Regions from separate parts of the Mus musculus genome. Here region 2 is linked to region 1. A link is a loop called in an ENCODE intact Hi-C map of the cell type or tissue named here. Cell type or tissue: heart. All regions are shown on one strand.

Region 1 (5,000 bases):
ATATAATCCAGACATCTTGGTTCCCTTCCCTCTCTCTTCCCATGGCTACTTCCATGGCCCCAGTCCTTGGGAATTACCCAAGAGCAACTTTCCAATAAACCTTCATTTAATCTAATTTAGCTTGAGTTGGTTCATTTTACCAGCAGAGAAATAATTTATCCCAAGTGCCAAAACCTGGGAGCCCAGCCTCTGGGCGGGAAAGTTCAGGGTTGGGGGCAGGGTATGCCAGGTAGCGACTGGGAGATGCTGGGAGAACCTGGAGCCCAGGTCTATGTTGTCCATGTGCTGCCTGCCTCGCTGTTCCTCAGTAAGGATGGCATCTAAGGAGGATGGTACACTTTAGTAAGAGAGAACACTAATGTGCTCAGGGGAAATCAGACAAAAAGCCCCAGGGTCTAGCAGCTCCAATATCAATATCAACAGGTTCTAACACCTCTTGGAATCTTCGAGGAAGGATTCGTGGAGCAGGGGAGACCTGGACTAGAACCTGTGAACAGACACTTAGCCAAGCAGGGGCATTGCATGCATTTGGGAAATTCTACTTTCTACTTAGAGCTTACTGCTGGAAGGGAAAGCATATTAAAGAGTGAGTGGTCCTGCAACCCCAAAGTGCTGGAACCTCATTCTGAGCCCCAGAGATGGGGACAGTTGTGACACACCTTTCACGGTTCCTCTGGCAGGAGGAAGCCACATGGTGTCGTACCTCAGGCCTCTAGGACTTTTGCTCATTCTGCTTTGATAAAGAGATTTGAGAAAGATATTTGGCTTGCTTGCCTCAGTCCATATTCTTCCCTCTGAGGAGAAAATTCTGTCAGAGAGTAAGTAAGCCCACAGCCTCCTGGGTTCTGGGGAGGCCTGCCCTGACCGAGTGGAGCCCATGCCTGTGTCCTGTTTCCAGGCTCGGGTTGCAGATTCCTTTTACACTCACCACAAAGCCATATCCTTCAACTCCCCCCACCCCCCTTGAAAAAGGCTGATATTTTATCTTCCACAAGCCACTCCTTTGTTTTTCAATCTGCCCAGAGTCTGGGTGGGGAAACACAGTATGATTTACGATTTACGAGGTCTCTTAGAGATTAAGAGACCAACCAAAACCAGAGTCCCCGGGAGAAGAGGGTCCTGCACTGTGGAGTCCTCTGCTGCGATGCATAGTCTAGTCCTCTGCTCACACTCCCTTTATTTTGGTGTTGGCTTCCCAGTTCCTCATATGTGAAGTTCATTAAAGGCAGGGGACCTACAGGCTTGGCCCACGATGGTGACAATGCATACATTAGGATAACAAACCTCTTCAAAGCTGAGGCATGTTTTAACCCCTCCTGTTGTCATTTGGGTTGTCCTTTTAAGAAACAACAAGCTTGTCAACTTTCTCCAGCCACCTTGCTTTCCTTTATGTTAGTTTTAATGTTTACTGTGTTTTGGGAAACAAGTAGAATTTTATACTTTTTATACTTTAAGGCTACAAAGGAGATTCACTAAAAAGGTAGCGAGTTACAAGGTGGTTTAATATTTAAGACATTATTCAACTAGATGATCTTGCTTAATAATTTGCTATCTATCCAATGTCAGTAAGTCTGAGGGTTGGGCTGATGCTACTCTTCAATAAAACTTGGGAATCTAAAGTGGAGGCGTGGCCCAGACGCATTAGGAATGCCTCTCCACTTAACCACCCTTGGGTACTCTGGAATGACCTGACCTCATGAGTAACATTTCTTGTTTTCAATACAAGAATTCACTTTCAACATCAGAAAGGCCATTTCACTAAGTCCTTTTTAAAATTAACTTTCTGCTTAAATCTCATATTCATTTTTAAAAGTTCATTTGTTGTCTTGCTTGAGGGATTTTTTTTTTCCTCAGCTGACAACTGCCCAGCAACAGTAGCCCATGTTTGCAGTCACTATTTTGGGCTACATCACGTGTCACTTACATAACCTTGTTTAACTGCTATTGAACTGGTTCAAACAACCTGGGAAAGAGATTAAGGCAGTCCCGGTCCCAGCAAATCCCCGCATTGCAGACTCTGGTGTGCGATTTCCCATCCCCCATGCCGGCTCAGACTGCGGTGAGATGGGGTGCGGCAAGAACTGGTTAGTCATTCCTAGAGCCAACTAAAACACAGGATAATTAACTTCCTCTGCTCAGTTAAAACCAGTCTGGCCTGCCCACGATAAGCCAATGGACAATGATCCCCTGCTGCCGCTGAGTTTTGAGAGTGAGCTCGGATTAACGCGCTTTAAAATGCCTGGAGAAAGACTCCAGCATAGGTTGTCTCTGCCACCTTGACAGAGGATCTTAAAGTTAGGGTTCAGGAGCCTAACTTTAAGTTGGAAGTCAGATTGGATTTCTGGTTCAGGAGTTTGTTATGAAGAAGAGTAAGCATAAACACTCTTCTTAGAGTGAAAGGTGTTAGTTTTTCACTAAAAATACATGCACTTGTATATATATGTGTGTGTGTTTGCTAACTATGCTGACTTATATTTTAAACATCTTTTCAGAAAAGATAATAAAAGTAAATATATGGAGAAATCAAAATGCTGGAAGATTTTAAACTAAAGAAACACTTGTCATGACAAAGAGTAGATGAAGTGAATTCGCAACAAGGAGATGATGATGATAATGATATATGTATAGTATAATTTTCCCAAGAATGTATTACATCCTATTCACATCCCATACTAGGACTTTCACCCTTTTGGGCTTCACTATACAACAACATCTGTTGTAGAGACAAACTATTAAGTTATTCAGGGCACTGGGCAGAAAACTAACATTTGTTAAATTCTCATTATGTGGTAGCTGATTTACAAATTATATAATTTAGTCCTTATTGCTGTAAGGGAGCCTATGAGATCAGAGCAATTGTCTCTATTTTGCCAAGTCAGACGCAACCATGCAGCCGGGTTATATGGAATTCCTGCTCGGAGCTATGTTACATAGAGTATAGATTCTTCTTTGGATCCATTTATATTAGAAATATTCTCAAGGGGCTGGAGAGATGGCTCAGCACTGACTGATCTTCCAGAGGTCCTGAGTTCAAACCCCAGCAATCACATGGTGGCTCACAACCATCTGTAATGGGATCTGATGCCCTCTTCTGGAATGTCTGATATAAAATAATAAATCTTAACCAAAAAAAAATCCTCAAGATACTTAGGCCTGAAGGACAAAATGGCACTAAAACAGAATCTGTCGTGAAAGGTGTGTTTAGGATGCCTACACAAAAGCATCATTAAGCAGGGTGATGCTGAGAACTCAGGTATACTGCAGCTCTAGTGGTACAATACAAAGGCCGCTAAACTTACACACTGCCGAGCATACCAGGTTCTGCCTGATCTGTAAGAACTTCAGTATCCCGGACTTTGAAGGACACAGGAGCACACCCCTTTGTGCTAGCTTCTCCACAGTTGGCTTTTTGACCAGTCAGCTAACTCACGATGGTCTTGAAAGCAGAAAGGAGGGCATAGTGAGAAAAGGGCCCTTATTCAGCCACCTTAGCCTTCAGACAACCTTTGAAAGCTTTTCCTTGTTTGTTTTGCAATCTTCATTTACCTCCTTGGGAATCACCAATGAGCCAATCACAGATGAGGGGTTGATATTGGTAACAGAAAGACAACTATCTTATAGATATCCACCAGCACTCTAAATATTTCAGCAAAACAAAACAAACAACCAAACCAAAAAAAAAAAAAAAAAAAAAAAAACCCCGACAAAAGTAAACCAAACCAAACCAAAAACCCTGTGAAACCAATTGCCATGAAGTCCTTTGCATGTACACACTAAATTGACTAGTTTGGAGTATATAAAGTCTGAAATTTAAGAGGCTACATGATGGAAAATGTCTCCCTATTTTTGCCCTAACCTCCTGGATCTACATCATAGCAATAACTATTATCAATTTCATTGTATCCTACTAAGACCCCTTTTAAAAGGACATATGCTTGTAAAACCACAATAAGTATGCTTAGGTTGTGAAATGAGGCATTACGAATTTAGTATGTCTTCTTGTTCTTCTACTAATCCAACAAACCATTGCTGGCTGCCTATCACATGACAGTTCCTATGACCAGTTCTTGGTGGAGAGGTGTGGAGGAGGGGAAACCTTGCCTGTGGGGCATCGGGAGGCAGGGCAGGATGGTGGCTGCTAAACAGATTATACCCTGGGCAAGAACAGCACTGCACTAAATGGTATGGGGACATAGGCAGGAAGGAGCTATCTTTGCCACAGACGTCAGGAAGGGCCACAGAAAGAAAAGAACATTAGATTTGTACCTTGAAGGATGTTTTCTGGGTATAAAGGGAAGCAGGAGTTTGCTAACAAGAGACACAATTTATTTTAAACCAAGTCATCATGAAGTTTGGGATGGGGAAGCTGAGAATCACAGAAATTAAGAGATACATGTAAGGCCATGAGGACACACTGTGCTATGGGGTCTGGAGGGGAGCAATTGCCACACAGAAACTACCGAGATCTACTTCTTGGGTTACAAGTTCATTTTGACAATTGATTACCACATTGTCTGGGGCAGTATTAAAGAGTCTAGTTCAATTCATCAAAAGTAATTCACAATTAACTGATCTGTGTTACCTTGAGTCTACAGCAGTGGCTTTTAACCTTCCTAACCATGTGACTCTTTAAGACAGTTCCTCATGTTGTGGTGACCCTGAACCATAAAGTTATTTTTGCTGCTACTTCATAATTGTAATTTTGCCACTATTATGAATCATAATTTAAATATCTGTGTTTTCCTGTGGTCTTAGGTGACCCCAAAGGGGTCATGACCCACAGGCTGAGAACCACTGCTCTAAATCCATCTTCCTGTATCTTACTTGTCTTGATATCCACTTATCATTCAAGAGATGAAGCTGTCTTGTACCATTTCCTTCTGGTCCTCTATGAAAATGTTCCTCCTTTTTCCAAGTTTATCACTGCATAGGGTTGACGTCAGTCTTGGTCCCACTGTCTCATGAAGCAGATGCTTTGGCTGCTGGGGCTAAGACTGCCT
Region 2 (5,000 bases), 90 kb after region 1:
ACTCTGCTCTGGGTAAACAGCTTCTGCACTGTGCTCCACAGTAGGCTCAGAGCAATGGAATCAAGCGATTGCAGATCAAAAGTCCAGAAACTGTAAGCTAAACAAACCACTCCTCCCATAAACTGCTTCACTGCAGGTATTTTTGAATAATTTAAAAAAAGGTGACTAATGCAGCAATCATGACAGTAATCAGACACAGGATGACCTTGAGAAGGTCACTTGGGGTCTTTCCTCCTCCTTACACCAATGACAGAAATGAGCTTTTATTCAATAGCATCTATAATCTTAAAGATTGTTTTAAAGGAAGAAAGGAATTAGTTCCCAATGCCAATTCCCTTACTATGCTCTGGTATGAGTTAAGATGGCCCCAGATTTCTGGGAATTGACCCCCAAAGCAACCTTTGCCACTGTTCCCCAAGATCAATATTCTAGATCGGAAAAGCCAGAAAAAAATATCTTCTCCTGTCCCATTATATTTAGCCATAGAAAAGAATGCCATCGAATCGGCATTTTTACTTCTTTTCTCTCCTCAGTCAGAGACACTCTATCTTTCATGATCACAGAATCACAGAAGTGAAATGACTCCATTTGGAAGGAAAATGGTTGCTTTTACGGATTTGCCATCTTCATGATTCTGACCAAGCAGGGCTGCACACAGACAGTCGTCACAGGGAGACACCTGAGAAAGCTCCCTCCTATACCAGACAGAAGGGTACACTAGCTGCTAAACTCATTTTACCATAGAAACCACTGGGTAGGTGAATGATGCTGAGGTAGGTGTCCCCTACTAAAATACTCTAAGCCTTCAAGGCGTGTCCAGTATTTCAACACTGTGACACAATGTTCTATGGAGTTCACGCTCCAGAGCCACAAAATCAGGTTAGAAAAACAAATCACAACATCTCAACATTTTAAATGAGTGTGTGATTTTGTGTTTTTCCATATTTATAGCTAACATGGCTTTCTTGTAAGCTATGAACTGTAGGTTAGACATGCTTATAAGATGTAACTTTACAATACTGCAAATTTGTGTTTAAAATACCACATATGAGATATTTCATTGAAAGTGAAATGCAATGGCCACTTCTGAGCATAGTAATCCCAGCATATAGTAATAAAGACTTTTTAATTCTGTTTTCCTGGAGACACGCCTTCCCTGTGTAGCCTTGGCTTTCCTGGATCTCACTCTATAGACCAGGCTAAACTGGAACTCAGAGACCCACCTGCTTCTGCCTCCCACTGTGGGATTAAAGGGCTGGGACTTTTGAAATTGTTTTACAATGTAGCCAAACAGTAGGCAATACCCCCTCTGTGTATTTAGACAAGCAACCCCACAAGCTATCCACTAGCCATACACAAATAGTAAGATCTAGACCTCAGTCACCGAGTTGCGTAGCCATATTCAGGTATCTGAAACATACATGTTGCTAGCAGCTTTCATGTTAAAAGACACAGAATGAACATGTGGATTGACGGAGAGTGCTACTAGACAGTGCTATGAGACAATCATAATAAAATATTTTGAAAATTAATGAATCAAGGAATGTTTGCCTTAGCTTATGATCAAAAGCCCACTAAAGCATGTATTTCCACATAAACCTTGAATAAGATTCATTCTTCACCACAGCCTTCCACTGCCTCTTGTCTGTAGCCTCTATGGTCTTTAATCACTTCATTTCTTCACGTAAAACAAGCAAGAGAGAGAATCCATACAAGTTTGCAAAGTGTCTACATTTTGTAATTTAAAATGTCATAAAATATAGAAGTAATGTAGACTAATCCATAGCATCCAAGCAGACCACAGAACTCTTGAAATTATATCTACACATTTTAAAGCCACACACTACACATGGCTAAGATGAAAACGGTGGGCAACATTGGGGGTTGGCGAGGAGATGATGGAAGAGGAAGTCATAGTTGGTGAGACAGCAGCTGTTTCTTCTAACATTCCACATACATGCGCACCAGAATCCAACGACATTCAGTCCCAAAGGTATCAATGATACGGTGTGGATAGAAGGACTTGTAGTAGAAATTCACTCAAGGAAGCAGCTTATCAACAAGGAATGATAAATAGCCTCAGGTTTAGACAATGGGTATTATGTCATAAAAACTTAGGTATAACAAAATCAAATATTTAAAACACAATGTTAAGTGTAAGAACATAACACTGTATGGTTTTATTCACCTGAAGTTCTAGGGTGCTCCAACTACATATGTAACTCACAAAGCTAAACAAACCTTACAGGGATGGGATAAGGGACTTTATTGAGTTGATTGGAGGGTGTTGGCTTTAACCAAATAAAGGAAAGACATACATTAAGAACAAATTAACTGCTATTTAGTTCCATTTTATTTAAAAGGCACAGCTAACTTTAAAATTATTAAAGGGAAATTACTCTGTAGTTTGACAATATGATCGAATGATTGATGTGCCATCAGAGTGCTCTCTGCAGGGAGCACCTCATTTTGAGTCTGTCTGTGGTCCTTCAATGTCAGTGCCTGGATGCCCAGAGTCCTAAGTGCACAGTCTACTTAGCAGCCAGCAGAGGGGCACAAACACTTGTGCATCCACTGTCTTCCATAACACAAAGCTTTCCTCTGTCTGCTTCACTGCTAATGAGCACACAATATATAGCTTGCTTTCTCTAATATTTTCCATACCCTGTACTTCTTTTTTTATTTTTATTATTTATTTTTTACCCTGTACTTCTTGAGTGGTTGATGAATTGATAATAAAAATTGTCCTAATCTGCAAACTAATGGAAATATCAGCAAAGTACTTTAGCTTTTCCAGGATGCCAGAAAGCTCCACTGAAAAGGGTAAGGAAGAGGTTAGCCATGGTCCATTTTAGTTATGCACATTTTAGCTTCATGTTTTTTCTATTTTTTATTTACTTATCTATGTGTTAGTGTGTATGGATGTGAGTGAGTGTGTGTGTGTGTGTATGAATGTGTGTGGGAGTTCCTACGGACCTATGCGAACATGTGGGGTCCAGAGGGACACCCTGGGTGCCAGTCAGCTCAATTTTTGGGGACCTGAATTGGGAGCTCATTATTCTTGCTAGCTACCGACAGGTTCCAGAATCTGCCTGTCTCTAGCTCTCCAACGCTGAGGTCACAATTGTATGCCGCTGCACACAGGTTGGGGGCTTGAACTTGGGTCTTCAGGCTTGCATGGGAAGAATTTTACCAAATGAGCTCTTTTGCTTGAGACCATCTATCTCTTAGATCTAAGAAGAAATTGAAATGTCTCTCCTCCATTGCCTTCTGTGTAGAGAGAGCAGTCTTTAAAGCCAGGGACAAAATGAAGGCACACCAGTACAAGAAGCCTTTTAGAGGCAGAGGACGGGAATTTCCCATCAGGTTATGATGCTCAGGTATGCTCCATTTTCTGGTCCCGTCCACATGGGATACACAGTACCATATTTGAGGACTGAACACAGTCCTCAACTGTGTTTTGAACATCCAAAATTTAAAAATTGCAGTTTTGGGTAAACCTTTAAAACAGTTTTCTGCAGTTCACATGAAGTTCCTGTTTTTCTGGGCAAGATGGCGCAAGGTTTTGTTCCAATGATCCAGGATGTGGGCACAGGAAGATCATGAGATGAGGCTAGTATGGGCTGTTCCTGGAGAGGACACTTCCCTGACTGAGCAGAACTAAAGAAGGGTGAAGGTTTTGTGAGAAGTTTTGGAACTTAGAAATGGAAAAGCCTTCCTCTTGGTCACACAGGTGAGCATCTCCAAGGAGCACGAGCTCTCATCGTGGCAGTGTGTCCGGCTCCAGCTGTTTCTACTGCATACAGCACTCAGCTGCTCTCCCAGTTCTTAGGAAGAGGCTCCTGGGAGCAAGGGCACCATAGGAAGGACTCTGCAGCTAGACTTGAGAAAGACAAAAGTTGATTCTACTTTAAAAATGAAACAGTGCATGATCACTGTCTGGCCAGCAATGCCTGATACTGAGCTGTTTCGTGTTTGTCTGCAGAAAACTTTATAGTTCATGGATTTGTTTCCATGAATGGATTTTCCCCTTTCACACCGAATGGTGTTCTATGCAACCTTACCCACATTTTCAACAAAGCTATTAGAATAGATCAAATCGTTATCCAGCAAAGAAACAAGAAGTAACATCCTATTTGAGGTTCAACATACTTTCTGCTTACACAATACTATGCATGCCTTAGCTCTTTTAAGCACCCTTGGATTCAGATGTCTTGTTATATATTCCTTTATGGAGCTGACCCCAAGCTTTCTACATACCGAGGATGATCCTGTCTCTGCCTGCTGGGTGCTGGCATTATAGGCACGTGCTTCCATGGCTGGCTTATAAAGAGCTGGGGAGAGAGCCCCAGGCTTGTCTGCGCTAAGCAAATCCTCTCTCCATTGAGCAGCTCCATATGGATTTCATCTTTGCCAGGTGAGTGGTTTTCTTAAGCATGTAAGGCCAACTATTGTTCCTGTATCTGAGTATGTCTGCTAAGTCCTTTCTTCCAACTTTGTCTAAAGATCAAAAGACTGAAAATATAAACTAGATGTTTTTTTTTTCTGGCTTAGTAAATCGTAACTTCATCTTTATAACATGATTCTGAGATATGATGGATACAAAGCATTGAAGTTTCTGTGCAAATGCAATACGAATTATTTTCAACCTCTCAGTTGTGGATGAGGAAGGAGAACATTAAATATATTAATTAAGGAAACAGATTCATAAGGATAATATTAATGTGCCAGTGAGTTATAATAAATGATTTTCAAATGAGTCCTCTGGAGTTAATGTAAAATGTTATCACATAAATATATATACAGCATTAAAAATGGATTATAGAACTATAACTTATGGGACAAACAAGAAAAAAGAGAAAAAGTAGAAAGGATAGCCCATAGGTAAGAAATAATAGTTATTTTTAACTAAGTAACTTCTTTTAATCCATTAATGGGTTAAATATGAGAGCTTAAGTAACAGCACTCTTCCTTAGTTTGCATCCCAGCATATTAACTTT

Evidence for each region. Hi-C counts contacts between places; a loop is a spot of excess contacts. Peaks named below come from ENCODE experiments on the same cell type or tissue, not always from the same donor. Only the 100,000 strongest peaks of a DNase experiment are listed, where the experiment ranks them.
Region 2: a loop joins it to region 1, with 2.3 times the contacts of the local background. A loop is called at or near these places in 5 of 42 quality-filtered maps.

The regions. Positions count from the first base shown.
Region 1 is chr8:77,130,089-77,135,088 of GRCm38, reverse strand. All of the region lies in intron 3 of Nr3c2 (nuclear receptor subfamily 3, group C, member 2), which reads right to left. Among named protein-coding and RNA genes, the nearest start is that of Gm24838, 14 kb to the left of the region's middle. In heart, no CTCF peak of the experiment used is centred here; a DNase peak (open chromatin) is centred at 2,028; H3K4me3 peaks cover 302 bases; H3K27ac peaks cover 844 bases.
Region 2 is chr8:77,040,007-77,045,006 of GRCm38, reverse strand. The region is part of intron 2 of Nr3c2 (nuclear receptor subfamily 3, group C, member 2); the gene reads right to left. Among named protein-coding and RNA genes, the nearest start is that of Gm24838, 100 kb to the left of the region's middle. In heart, a CTCF peak has its summit at 2,536; no DNase peak of the experiment used is centred here.